Regions from separate parts of the Homo sapiens genome. Here all the other regions are linked to region 3. A link is a contact called in ENCODE Hi-C data. All regions are on one chromosome and are shown on one strand. The core of a region is the stretch at or near the end of the contact, and the rest is flanking DNA. Distances in the headings are between cores, read along the strand shown.

What was found. A loop is a pair of places that touch in the nucleus more often than their neighbours do. Pooled maps may share reads with other maps.
Region 1: a loop to region 3 is called in a pooled map, with 18 times the contacts of the local background. The contact joins the promoter of CCT4 here to the promoter of RPS27A in region 3. A Hi-C loop is called at or near these places in 8 of 50 pooled maps.
Region 2: a pooled map shows a loop between it and region 3 (6-fold over the local background). The contact joins the promoter of PAPOLG here to the promoter of RPS27A in region 3. A Hi-C loop is called at or near these places in 4 of 50 pooled maps.

What each region holds. Positions count from the first base shown.
Region 1 is chr2:61,887,158-61,891,222 of GRCh38, reverse strand. It overlaps CCT4 (chaperonin containing TCP1 subunit 4), which reads left to right and starts at 2,567. Exons shown (of 14, transcript NM_006430.4): 1 at 2,567-2,842. The coding sequence starts at 2,716. It also overlaps a transcript of COMMD1 not described here. RefSeq lists enhancers at 1,298-1,857, 2,797-2,876, 2,418-2,977, 2,978-3,539.
Region 2 is chr2:60,753,155-60,757,781 of GRCh38, reverse strand. It overlaps PAPOLG (poly(A) polymerase gamma), which reads right to left and starts at 1,514. Exons shown (of 22, transcript NM_022894.4): 1 at 1,287-1,514. The coding sequence starts at 1,303. RefSeq lists an enhancer at 1,289-1,598.
Region 3 is chr2:55,230,080-55,234,253 of GRCh38, reverse strand. It overlaps RPS27A (ribosomal protein S27a), which reads right to left and starts at 1,566. Exons shown (of 6, transcript NM_002954.6): 1 at 1,546-1,566; 2 at 1,382-1,446; 3 at 837-891; 4 at 50-135. The coding sequence starts at 1,429. CLHC1 (clathrin heavy chain linker domain containing 1) reads left to right here and starts at 1,961. Exons shown (of 13, transcript NM_152385.4): 1 at 1,961-2,031. RefSeq lists enhancers at 1,287-1,466, 1,487-1,916.

The DNA.
Region 1 (4,065 bases), core at 1,318-3,817, 6.7 Mb before region 3:
TTCTGCTCTGTCCTTTATGGCTGACAGATCGACTCCTTACACTGGTAGAACTAGTAGTTTAGTAAGCCCCTAGAGATCATCTAGTTCAACCCTCCTATTTTACAGATGAGGAAAATGAGACCCAAAGGATTTAAGTGGCCTTCCTTAGGTCACATAGCTAATAAGTAGCAGAGCTATTAATAAACTCAAATCCAGTATTTTACATCCCAAAATTAATGCATTTCCTCATCACCCACTTGTTTCCAACATATTACATCAGTTGTCTAAACAAATAACCATAGAATTTATGTGCTACTTGGGAGTATTCTGGTCCTCTGAAGAGAAGTCGGCCTCAGAGGTTTATGGATCTTCATTTCCTAGTGCTAATATCCTTCTTTTTTTTTTTTTTTTTTTTTTGAGACAAAGTCTTGCTCTATCACCCAGGCTGGAGTGCAGTGGCGCAATCTCGGCTCACTGCAACCTCCACTTCCTGGCTTCAAGGGATTCTCCTGCCTCAGCCTCCCGAGTAGCTGGGATTACACCCCCGGTTAATGTTTTGATTTTTAGTAGAGACGGGGTTTCGCCACGTTGGCTAGGCTGGTCTTAAACTCCTGACCTAAAGCGATCCACCCACCTCGGCCTCCCAAAGTGCTGGGATTACAGGCGTGAGCTACTGAGCCAGGCCCCTAGTGCTAATATGCTAAATGTGTGTTAAAGAACAACTTGGCGAGGTGGCTCTCGCCAAGCCTGCAATCCTAGCACTTTGGGAAGCCGAGGCGGGCCTATCACCTGAGCTCGGGAGTTCGAAACCACCCTGTCCAACATGGAGAAACCCCGTCTCTACTAAAAATACAAAATTAGCCGGGCATGGTGGTGCATGCCCGTAATCCCAGCTACTGGGGAGGCTGAGGCAGGAGAATCGCTTGAACCCGGGAGGCGGAGGTTGCGGTGAGCCGAGATGGTGCCACTGCTCCAGCCTGGGCAACAAGAGTGAAACTCCGTCTCAAAAACAAACAAAAACAAACAAACAAACAACACCACCACCACCTCATAATTACAAGATTAAGTACCTTTGAACATTTGTTTCTGAACCTACCACACGCAACTGTCACTTTGCAGGTGCTTAATAATTGTGAGCGAACATTCAACAAACCTCATTTCATAAACTTCCCTACTGAAATATAGTGGTCATAGGAGACCAGCAGTTTAGCTCATGGCTTCTGGTCCTTGCTTTGTATTGGAATACTGCTTCTATCTACTGACTCGTTTACCCTGGGCTTCAGTTCCTTCTTTGGGCTCCAGTTCTCTCACCTTTTAAGTAAAGGATTATTGTGAGGACTAAACGAGATATAAAACGTGTAAAGGTTTAGCACTGTGCTTAGCAGATAACGGAAATAAATGATCTTTATTATAATGTTTACGTTCCCTAAGAGTCAGTGGCTACGTCATGCAGGAGACACTAGTGTAGAACAAGCGGGCGGTGGTAACTAGACAGACCTGATTTGGCAGTCTGTCAAACCTCCACCACCCAGTATCAACCAATACGAGATAACTAACCTCGCCTCATTCCAAATCTCCCTTTTCTGACTCCCTTTCAAAATGAACAAAACTGCATAAAATGCAGGTCTATGTGGCCGGGCAAAAACAGACTCAGTCATATCCCTTAGAGAGTTATTCCGGCGCCCACCCCACCTCGCGGATAGATCCAGCCGGAGTTAAAGGAGGGCACCTCCGGGTGGGCGCGGTGGCTCACGCCTGTAATCCCAGTACTTTGAAACGCTGAGGAGGGTGGACCGCTTTGAGCCGGGGAGGTCAGACCAGCCTGGGCAACACAGCGAAACCCAGTCTCGCTATGTTTCGAATACAAAAATTCGCTAGGCATGGTGGCGGGCACCTGTCGTCCTGGCTAGTTGGGAGGCTGTGGCGGGAGGATCGCTTGGGCCCCGGAGGTCGAGGCTGCAGTGAGCCAAGATCGCCCCACTGCACTCCCGCCTGGACGACAGAGCGAGACTCTGTCAAAAAAAAAAAAAAAAAAAAAAAAGGCCGGGCTTCGTGGCTGACGCCTGTAATCCCAACACTTTGGGAGCCCGAGGCGGGTGGATCACCTGAGGTCGGGAGTTCGAGACCGGCCTGGCCAACATGGTGAAACCCTGTCTCTACTAAAAATACAAAAATTAGCTGGGCATGGTGGCGGACGCCTGTAATCCCAGCTACTCGGGAGGCTGAGGAGGATCGCTTGAACCTGGGAGGCGGAGGCTGCAGTGAGCCGAGATTTTGCGCCACTGCACTCCAGCCTGGGCAACAGAGTGAGACTGTATCCAAAAAAAGAAAAAAAAAAAAAAAAAAAGGAGGGGACCTCATAGCCGTGCAAGGTGGAGTGAGGAAATGCGGATGTCCTCACCACTCGCCTTTAAAATCGCGCGTTGTCATTGCTGCCTCGCGTAAAGGTTCCCCCGGCGCTCTTCACCCACAGCGCCCCGGGCGTACAATCTCGCCAGCCCGGAGCCCACCGCACGCATCCTCCTCGCCCGGCGCGCAGCGGACAGCCTCCTACGTCACGCCAGCGCCGCGCGGCAAGGAAGGCCCCCTTCTCCGCCTCCGCCTCCTCCCGACGCCGGCGCCGCTTTCTGGAAGGTTCGTGAAGGCAGTGAGGGCTTACCGTTATTACACTGCGGCCGGCCAGAATCCGGGTCCATCCGTCCTTCCCGAGCCAACCCAGACACAGCGGAGTTTGCCATGCCCGAGAATGTGGCACCCCGGAGCGGGGCGACTGCCGGGGCTGCCGGCGGCCGCGGGAAAGGCGCCTATCAGGACCGCGACAAGCCAGCCCAGATCCGCTTCAGCAACATTTCCGCCGCCAAAGGTATCACTCTCATGGCCTGACCCGCGGCGCCGCGGGGTTGTGCTCTGCGCTCTCATCGTGGGCTTGAGCGGGTTTGGCTCATTTCCCATTTCTTCGGGTGATCCTCTCTTGTCCTCCCTATAGAAGCAGCCCAGTGGAGGGATCCTTATTTCTGTTTTTCTGCCGATGATCGCCAACCCGGAGTATGGAGGCCTTTGGACTTGCCCCATTTTGCATCTTAATCTCCCTTAGTTTTTCATCCTGCACTGTGCATCATTCATATTGGAGCCGAAAGCAGTTCAAAATGCCGAGGATTGCATGCAGTCTTCACTAGGGATCTGACGCTTGAGGGCTGTCGCTTATTGCTTATTGGAACTGGTAGAATGCACAGTATCTTTCAGCTTTGTTATTCTTATTTAAAGAACTATTAAATAAACTTCACTTGGCACAACTGTTGAGACGAATTGGGTGAACTCTCCGAGTCTAAATTGGGGCGGGGCCCATTGTACTGGGATGGATGTGGGAACCGACTTACGTGTCGTGTTTGAAATAGTTGCGGAAAAGTTACGTTGATGTCGTCTCCGCATGTGCAGTGAAACATAGGCAAATCAAGAAACAATTATTTGTTTTTTTTGTGGAAGTGTGTGGCACACGTTGGAAATCAGGAAGACCAGAGTTTCATTCTCTGCTTCCGTTACTTCATGTCTTAGTGACCTGTAACCTCTGTGCCAAAGATTCACTTATAAAATTGGAGGAAAATGTTTGCTTTTTAGAGTTAAGATTAAGAGAAATCGAGTTGAAATAGAAAAATCTGGAAGGAAAAGTCAGGACAGAGGTTTAGAGATCTTGCCCGAGTGTATATTGAGTATAGTAGTTCTTTTGGGTTGGAGAATAGTAGTATGTTTACAGAAGAGGTGAGATTAGAAAGCTAGGTTGGGGCAGATGTTAAAGGCCTGGTGTCCTGGAAAGTATTTGGCTTAATCTCCCCCAGCTATGGGATCATTTCTTTTTAGCCATCGTGTAGGCTTGCTGTGAGGATTCAGTGAGAAAGCATATAAAGACCCACGTATATAAAGTACACCTTACATGTGTTTGCAGTCATCAGCCCAAGTAACTGGGAATGTGATGGCGCTAAGATAGGTAACGCTGGATGTAAGAAAAAGTAATAGTTTCTAACTTGTCCTAATGAGTTGGAAAGGTCAGAATGGCCAGATTTAGGAGTCATTTGTAAGTTTAGGAGATAA
Region 2 (4,627 bases), core at 265-2,764, 5.5 Mb before region 3:
ACAACCTAGAGAAATTCTAGTTACAAGCGTACAAAGAGACACCTAAAAGAACGTTCACTGTCACATTGTAACATTAAAAACTTAGAAATAAAATAGTCACTAACAGGAAAAGAATTAAATTAGGGTGTTTTCCTACAATAGAATACAATACAATAATTAATATTAATTAATTACAACTAAAATACTAACATGAACAAAGCTCAGAGATACTATGTTGTGCTAAAGAAGTTACAGAATTCCAAGTGTGATACGAGTTATATAAAGTTTAAAAACAACTAGAACTATGCCAGTTATTATGAACACATGTGTATGTAGTAATAGCATTAAAAAACATGCAGCTCCCATGATTCGAGGGCGGAAAAAAAAGAAGTAAAATAAAAAACAGGCAGCAACGATAAACATCAAATTCAAGACTGTGGAGACATCTGGAGCAAGAGATGATTGGGACCAGAGAAGGAGGTAGGAGAGTCCTTCAGATGTATCTGGAATGCTTGATTTCTTTTTAAAATAAATACACAGATACGTATATACACACCGTGTGTGTGCGTGTGTGCATGTACGTGTATGTGTGTACAGTTACGTTTTGGGAGAAATGGGTGGTGGCTCCACAAATGATGCTTATGTTATTCTCTACATTTTTCTGCATGTTTAAATTATTTCCTAATAGACCAAAATGGAAGAAGCTACAACAAAATCTTGCCAAGTACGGGAACTGTTTCTGACTTATCAAAGTGTGAACAAGAGGTACAGACCGGTAGATGTTGTGGGTAGGTGGGGAAGCAGGGGGTGAGGGAGAGGGTGGGGACGGCGGTGAAAAGACTGTAGCCTCATATGAAAGAGAAACCCTTGGGCTGCGATAGGTCTTTCACTCCTGAAGACCTGGAGACAGCCGGTCGGGAAGGGAGGAGGGGGAGGCAGGGGGATGGTATTTGCGCCAATGCAGACAGGAGCAGACGGGCTCAGACAGTGCTGGGGGCAGGCGAGTGACCGACAATTTCTCCCTACGGACACAGGCACCTCTTTCCCTCCTCATCCTTTTCTGAGGGCGTCCTCGGAGGCGGGACAGCTGGGGACTCCCGGAGTCCCCGAGTCCGTGCAGGGGTGGCCAGGTGAGCCGCCGGGTTTAGGGGAGGTGCCCTTGCGGACCGGCCGGGAGCCGGGAAGGAGACCATCCCGGCGAGCTGCGTGCAGGGCGCAAGGGACAGGGAACGGAAACAAGGACACAGTCGGACCACCTCAGCTCACCCCTACCCGCCTCACCCCAACCGCCGCCCCCCACCACTTACGCAGACATCTCTTTCATCGCTTCCTGCGTCTCCCTCTCCAGCGAGTGTTTATCGCTCTGGAGTCCTGTTCTTGCTGTTCCCTTCTCCCCCTGTTCACTTTCCTCCGGTCGCTAGTAGCTCGCTTGCTCGCTCACTTTCCCACTTACTATGGCTGAGGCATCCAACCGAGTAGTGAAAACACCACAAAACCGGCTCTATTTATGACAATACAGCGCGGCCGACGCCAATATGGCGCCGCTTCCCAGCCTGCCTCTCGCAGGTCTCAGCCCCGCCCCTGGAGGTCTGGACCACCCTCAGCCACGCCCCCTCTGCCTTTAGGTCCCGGGAGGCTCCGGGGCCCCGCCCACAAGCTCAGGGCTCTCAGTATACCGTTGGTTCGAAGGAGTATTTATTTGGTACTCTCCTTTGTCCGCGGTACTGTCAATGCCGGTAGACCGCTTGGAAGGAAATTTGGAGATATGTTTTCCTTGCCTCTCGAATGGCAGCATATATCATACATTTTTTAAAAAGGTCACACCCTTGCCTAGCAAAAACTATTTCAACGCCTCCGTTATCCTACATCTTTGATTTAATTATAGTTATACATAATTAACTCACCAGTTGAGATTTTGTCTCGAAAGGGTCACACCCAGGAACATACGACTTTCACACAAGTATCCCAGGGAAAAACAAGCTTGTAAATTGGAGGCTTAACTGTTCACTTCACCCCTAAGTACCACCTTTGATTAGTGACATTCTGGCATTTAGCTGACAGAGGTTGAAAATAGTAGCTAGCAGTTTGCAATAGGATAAATCCCAGGCTGAAACAAAAATCTTACACTTTTAAATAGTGGAAATCATGTTCGATGTGAGTGTGGGGATGAAAATGAGAAAATAATAACCAATTTTAAAATGCTGAAAGGTAGAAGTAATTTCAAGCACTAAATCATTACAAAGAAAAGGAAGTCAAGAACTGCTTGCTCTTGAACATAACTCAGAGTCACAGTAAATAGAGGAGATTACTTGCTGATTAATTCATTAAAAAATATTTATTGAGGCAAGATACAGTGGCTCACACCTGTAATCCCAGCACTTTGGGAGGCCAAGGTGGGAGAATTGCTTGAGGCCAGGAGTTCGAGAACAGCCTGGGCAACATAGTGAGACCCTGTCACTACAAAAAGTTTTAAAAAAATTAGCTGGGCATGGTGGCCCATGCCTGTAGTCCCAGCTACTCAGGAGGCTGGGGTGGGAGGATCTCTTTGAGTCCAGGACGTGGAGGCTGCAGGAAACCAGGATGGCACCACTGCATTCCAGCCAGAGTGATAGAAGGAGACCCTGTCTCAAAAAAATAAATAAATAAATAAATAAATAAAAACTACAAAACATATTTTTGAAAACCTGAGCAAGGTGCAGTGGCTCTTGCCTGCAATCCCAGTGCTTTGTGACGCCAAGGCTGGTGGATCACTTGAGGCCATGAGTTCTATTAAGACCAGCCTGGCCAACATGGCAAAAACCCATCTCTACTTAAAAGCAACAACAAAAACCTGACGTGGCCTGGTGTGGTGGATCACACCTGTAATCCTAACATTTTGGGAGGCTGAGGCGGGTGGATCACTTGAGGTCAGGAGTTCGAGACCAGCCTGGCCAACATGGTGAAACCCCATCTCTACTAAAAATAGAAAAACTAGCTGGGTGCGTGGTGCGCCTGTGATCCCGGCTACTCAGCAGGGTGAGGCAGGAGAATTGCGTGAACCCGAGAGGCAGAGGTTTTTTTGAGATGGAGTCTCGCTCTGTTGCCCAGGCTGGGGTGCAGTGGCGTGATCTCTGCTCAGCCTCCTGAGTAGGTGGGATTACAGGCATGCACCACCACGTCCAGCTATATTTTTGTATTTTTAGTACAGACGGGGTTTCACCATGTGGGCCAGCTAGTCTCAAACTCCTGACATCAGGTAATCCGCCCACCTCGGCTTCCCAAAGTGCTAGGATTACAGATGTGAGCCACCACACCCAGCCAAGCAGTGTTTTATTATTTATTTATTTATTTATTTTTGAGATGGAGTCTTGCTCTGTCACCTAGGCTGCAGCACAGTGGCATGATCTTGGCTCACTGCATCCTCTGCCTCCTGGGTTCAAATGATTCTCCTGTCTCAGCCTCCCGAGTAGCTGGGACTACAGGCGTGCGCCACCACGCCTGGCTAATTTTTTGTATTTTAGAGATGGACTTTCACCATGTTGGCCGCACATCTCAGCCTCCCAAAGTGCTGGGATTACAGGCGTGAGCCACCGCTTCCAGCCTAATTTTTGTATTTTTAGTACAGACAGGGTTTCACCATATTGGTCAGGCTAGTCTTGAACTCCTGACCTCGTGATCCGCCAGCCTCAGCCTCCCAAAGTGCTGGGATTACAGGCGTGAGCCACCATGCCCGGCCACGGTGTTTTAATCAATTGCTTTTCTTCCCATTTTCCTGTCTTTGTTAATCTACCTGGGATTTAATGACAGTCCCTAACCCCCATCTCAATAAGGATACTGTATTTTTCCCAACCCCAATTTCAATAAGGACATTTTTCTTATTTGCAGTGTATATTGTAACTGTATTTGTTAAGTTAAAAATTTTCAAATGACAAAACTAACCCATGCGCATAAAAAAAAAGAGCGGACGTCTGTCCCTCCTTTCCATCTCTTGCCCAGGCTGGAGTGCAGTGATGTGATCTCAGCTCACTGCAACCTCCACCTTCCGGTTTCGAGTGATTCCCCTGCCTCAGCCTCCTGAGTAGCTGGGTTTACAGGTGCCCGCCACTATGCCCAGCTAATTTTTGTATTTTTAGTAGAGACAGCATTTTGCCATGTTGGCCAGGCTGGTCTTGAACTCCTGACCTCAGGTGATCCGCCTGCCTCGGCCTCCCAAAGTGCTGAGATTACAGGCGTGAGCCACCGTGCCCGGCCTGTATTTTATTTTTGAGACAGACTCTCCCTCTGTTGCCCAAGCTGGAGTGCAGTGCTGTGATCTTGGCTCACTGCAATGTCCATCTCCTGGGTTGAAGCCATTCTCCTGCCTCAGCCTCCCCAGTGGCTGGGATTACAGGTGCGCGCTACCATACCTGGCTAATTTTTGTATTTTTAGTAGAGATGGAGTTTCACCATGTTAGCTAGGTTGGTCTCAAACTCCTTTCCTCAAGTGATGTATCCGCCTAGGCCTCTTAAAGTGCTGGGATTACAGGCGCGAGCTACCTCGCCCCGCTGACATGTATATTGTAAAATAAAATTTATATACTTGAAATTGTCCTCTTAGAAGTTTATACCAGTATATGCTCCAATATGTATGTGATGATCTGTTTTCTCAAACATTCACAAATACTGGGTA
Region 3 (4,174 bases), core at 317-2,816:
CAAAATAACATTTTTTTTTTAAAAGAGGCTGCTCTTCCCCTAGACAGACCTTTTGAATATTGTAGTCAGACAAAGTACGTCCATCTTCCAGCTGCTTGCCAGCAAAGATCAGTCTCTGCTGATCAGGAGGAATTCCTAATGACAAAAAACAAAAATTAAGTCACAGCACACCAAGCCTGTGATGTGCTCCAGACTTATAAGGTAACACCCCTTAATCAAATACATGATACTAAAGGCTGACAATAAGCCCTTACTAGAGGTTAGGCATGGTTCTAAATCTTTACATGTCACATTTTACCGCATTTAATATTAGGGACAATACTTGGTTGTCTGCAGTGGCTGACACCTGTAATACCAATACTTTGGGAGGTCGAGGTGGGCAGATCACTTGATGTGAAAAGTTCAAAACCAGCCTGGCCAACAAGGTAAAACCCAGTCTCTACTAAAAATACAATAAATTAGCCAGGCATGGTGGTGCACGCCTGTAATCCCCACTAATAGGGAGGCTGAAGCACAAAAATCACTTGAACCCGGGAGGCGGAGGCTGCAGTAAGCCGGGACAAGCGAATGCACTCCAGCCTGGGCGACAGAGGAGACTCCATCTCACACAAAATAAATAAATAAGTGTCCAAATTCACGCAAGTGAAATACACCTCAAGGATTCCAATCTAGGTACTGTGCTCCCCGATCACCAATGTCTATTGTGTTATTCCACAAGTATTTCGCTTTGTCAATCTGACCCCTTCCCCCATCACCAAGAGCAGGTATGTCTAGCACCTACAGGTAGGCCGAAGTCTCCGCAGGTTAAGTTTTCTTAACTACAAAATACTACTTGCCTTCCTTATCCTGGATCTTGGCCTTTACATTTTCTATCGTATCCGAGGGTTCAACCTATGAGTGTTAAAGTGAAAGCATGTTGGTTACACATTAAGGAACTACAGCAGAACTCATTTAGTTTGACAATTACCACTGAACCGAACCAGCGACAGGGCTGAGACCTACTCGAGAGACCTATTACCCACCCAGTGGGCAACCTCCCAAGTCGGCTACCGGAAAGCACCTTCATCTCCCCAGCCCAGAGCGGGCGGCGGCCGCAGGGCCACACGTGCTCGCACCCGGCGGGCAGAGCGTCTCCTTCCCCACCGCAGCTCCTCCGTTTTAACTAACTAGCTGGAACCCCTCGAGAGGAGACAGGTCCAGCCTTTGGCCACCGAAAATCACCTCTAGGTCGTTGCTCAGCAAAAGGTACTCATTTCAAAGCTTAAGTTTTAGAACCCAAATTCGGAATCATGGTCTAAGACATGGAAAGCAGCGCCGGTCCTAAAATCCACCTCAGGACCTTATTCGGACCTTGGCTTCCTCATGACCACCCGGCCCGTACCTCGAGGGTGATGGTCTTCCCCGTAAGGGTTTTCACGAAAATCTGCATTTTGGTGGCGGCTCCACCTGAGGTTGAGGAAAAGGAAGAGACAGGTTAGGTCAGGGATCACAAGAGAAGGCACCATAGGGTGCTAACCCGAGAGCAGCCGAAGTGCAGACACCCACCGCAGATGGCGGATCGAAAAGGAAGAACGCCGCGCAGGCCCACGGGGTTTCCCGGAGCTCCCGCCGAAGGACCCACCCCTTAGGCGACCACACCAAATGCCTGACTGCCGTCCCAGCGACAATCCAACCCGGTGCCAGACTAGGACGTGAACTTCGTTTCTCCTCTCCCTAGCCTGGGCTTATTTCTCACTTTAGCCTTCGGAATGCTTTCGAAACTGTAGGTTTAAGCAACGTAAAAGATGTTTTAAAAAGGCTTTTCCCGTACAATCAACGTGGCTAAGAGAATTTTTAAAAGGAGGTCGAGGGGGGCCTCTTGGGGAAGAGGTAGGAAATGGAAGTGCATTCTGGGAACTGTAGTTCTCCACTGCTTTCTTCTACCTTGGACTACTTGTCCCAAGATGCAGTTCCACCTCCCAGATTCCCTAGTTACTATCTCTAAGCACTGAAGTCGGTGTTTGGAGAAAAGGACTCAGGTGAGGACTGGAGGTAGGATGAAGCGGAATAATGGTTTCCGGAGCGTGGGAACGGGCCGGAAGTGACTAGAGCAAATGTTAAGCGGGGGGCAAAGGGTGCGGGGCACGAAAGGTGTCCTTCACTCACTTCCAGAAGCGGTGATGGGCAGAGAATCAGCAATCTACCAGACGCTCCTTGGGCCTTCAAGGGAAGGGAATTTGCGTGGCCTGCTCCAGGCAAACTGAAAAATAGGTGAAATCTGCGGAAGCGGGGGTTCAGCCCTTTCTCTCCTGTAGCGCCTCCCTGCTTTCAACCGCCGAGTCTCTCCCAGCCTAGGGAAGAGTCTGGGTCTTGTGTGTCACTCCTTAGTGTGACACGCTTTAATATGTTGAAAAATCTCAGGAGTTTTCAAATTTTAAAGTGAAGCCGTACGGAAAAGAAACCTGCAGAATGGTTATTTAGTTGTAGAATTTCCAAATTTGGGCATTGGGAGTCTTGGATCTGAGAGGAAGTTTTTGGAGTATGTATGGGGTGCTTCTTCCGGCAAGGAGGCCAATTAGAAGCAAGTTCTCCCTGTCCTTTCTCCACTCCACAAACCAGAGTCCTTTCTAATGTCTTCTGTATTTATTTCTTCATCCTCTGCCCTCTGCGACCCCATCCCCAAATTCAGACCTTAATTTTCTCTTGTAGGGGTTCCGAATCTAACTCCTTATCTCTCTCCAGTCTTTCCTCCTTTCTAACCCACCTTCACTATTGCCTCCAAAATATTCATTCTGAAAGGTAAATGTGTGTTATTATTTTATACCTCACCTTCAGGATACAATTCAAATTTCTTAGAATGACATTCAGCCTCTGCCTTCCTTACAACCTAATCTGCTAAACCCATTACTCTACATTTTAGTAAATGAAGCTAATTTAATTTCCTGACCTATGCCCTCCCGTGTTTTGGCATTTCTGAAGAATCCAGTCGTTTATTCTTCCTGGAACTTTTTTTTTTTTTTTTCGTGAGACGGAATTTCGCTCTGTTGCCCAGGCTGGAGTGCAGTGGCGCGGTCTCGGCTCACTGTAAACTCCGCCTCCCAGGTTCAAGCAATTCTTCTGCCTCAGCCTCCCGAGTAGCTGGGATTACAGGCGCCCACCACCACACCCGGCTAATTTTTGTATTTTTAGTAGAGATGGGGTTTCACCATGTTGGCCAGGCTGTTCTCTAGCTCCTGACCTCAAATGATCCATCCTCCTTGGCCTCCCAAAGTGGTGAGATTACAGGCGTGAGCCACCACGCCCTGCCTCCTGGAACATTTTTCATCCCCTAGTCCGCCAACTAGTCTCTACAACAAAATTTCCTAGAGTTGCTTGTACATATTGTCTCTAATCTTTCCCTTCCGTTGTCTGAACCCACTCCTGTCAGGCTTTTGTCCCCACCATTCTGATCGGATAGCTCTTGTAATGGTCACTAATGACCTCCATGTTGCTAAATTCAATGGTCATTTCATCTTATTTGATCTGTCAGCAGTATTTGACACAGTTGCTCATTCCATCTCTCTTTGAAAACCTTTCAAAGACTTCACCTCTCAGTTTTTCTGCCACCCTGGAGGCTCTTTTCCAGGCTCATTTGCTGCTTCCTCTTGATCTGCAAGACCTCTAACCATGGAGTATCCCCAAGGCCCAGTCCTTGGACCTCTGCTTTGTCTGCATTTTCTTGGTTATCTCATTTTTGTTTAATAACTTTTAAAGTATCATCATATGCAAATGACTCATAAACTTATCTGTCAGACCAGATATGTCACAGATATGTCACAACTTCATCTTCACATATCCAGCTATCTACTCAACATCTCTAATGGACAGGCCCCAAACACTTAATCTCATGAAATTGCTCTTCCCATGTTTATATATGGCAATTCCCATTTCTCCAGTCACTAAGGCCAAAAACTTTATGATTATCCTTGACTGTTCTTTTATATCCCACATCTTATCTACCTTGGCAGATCTTGGCTTTATTTTCAAAATATATGCAGAACACTTCCTACCACCTCCATTGTTAGCACCCTGATTCAAGCCACCATCATCTTTTGCCTTGATTATTGCAGTAGCTTCGTAACAGCACTTCCAGCTTTGACCCTTGCGTCCTATAATCTGTTTTCCACAGAGCAACAAGAACAATTCTTTTTTTTCT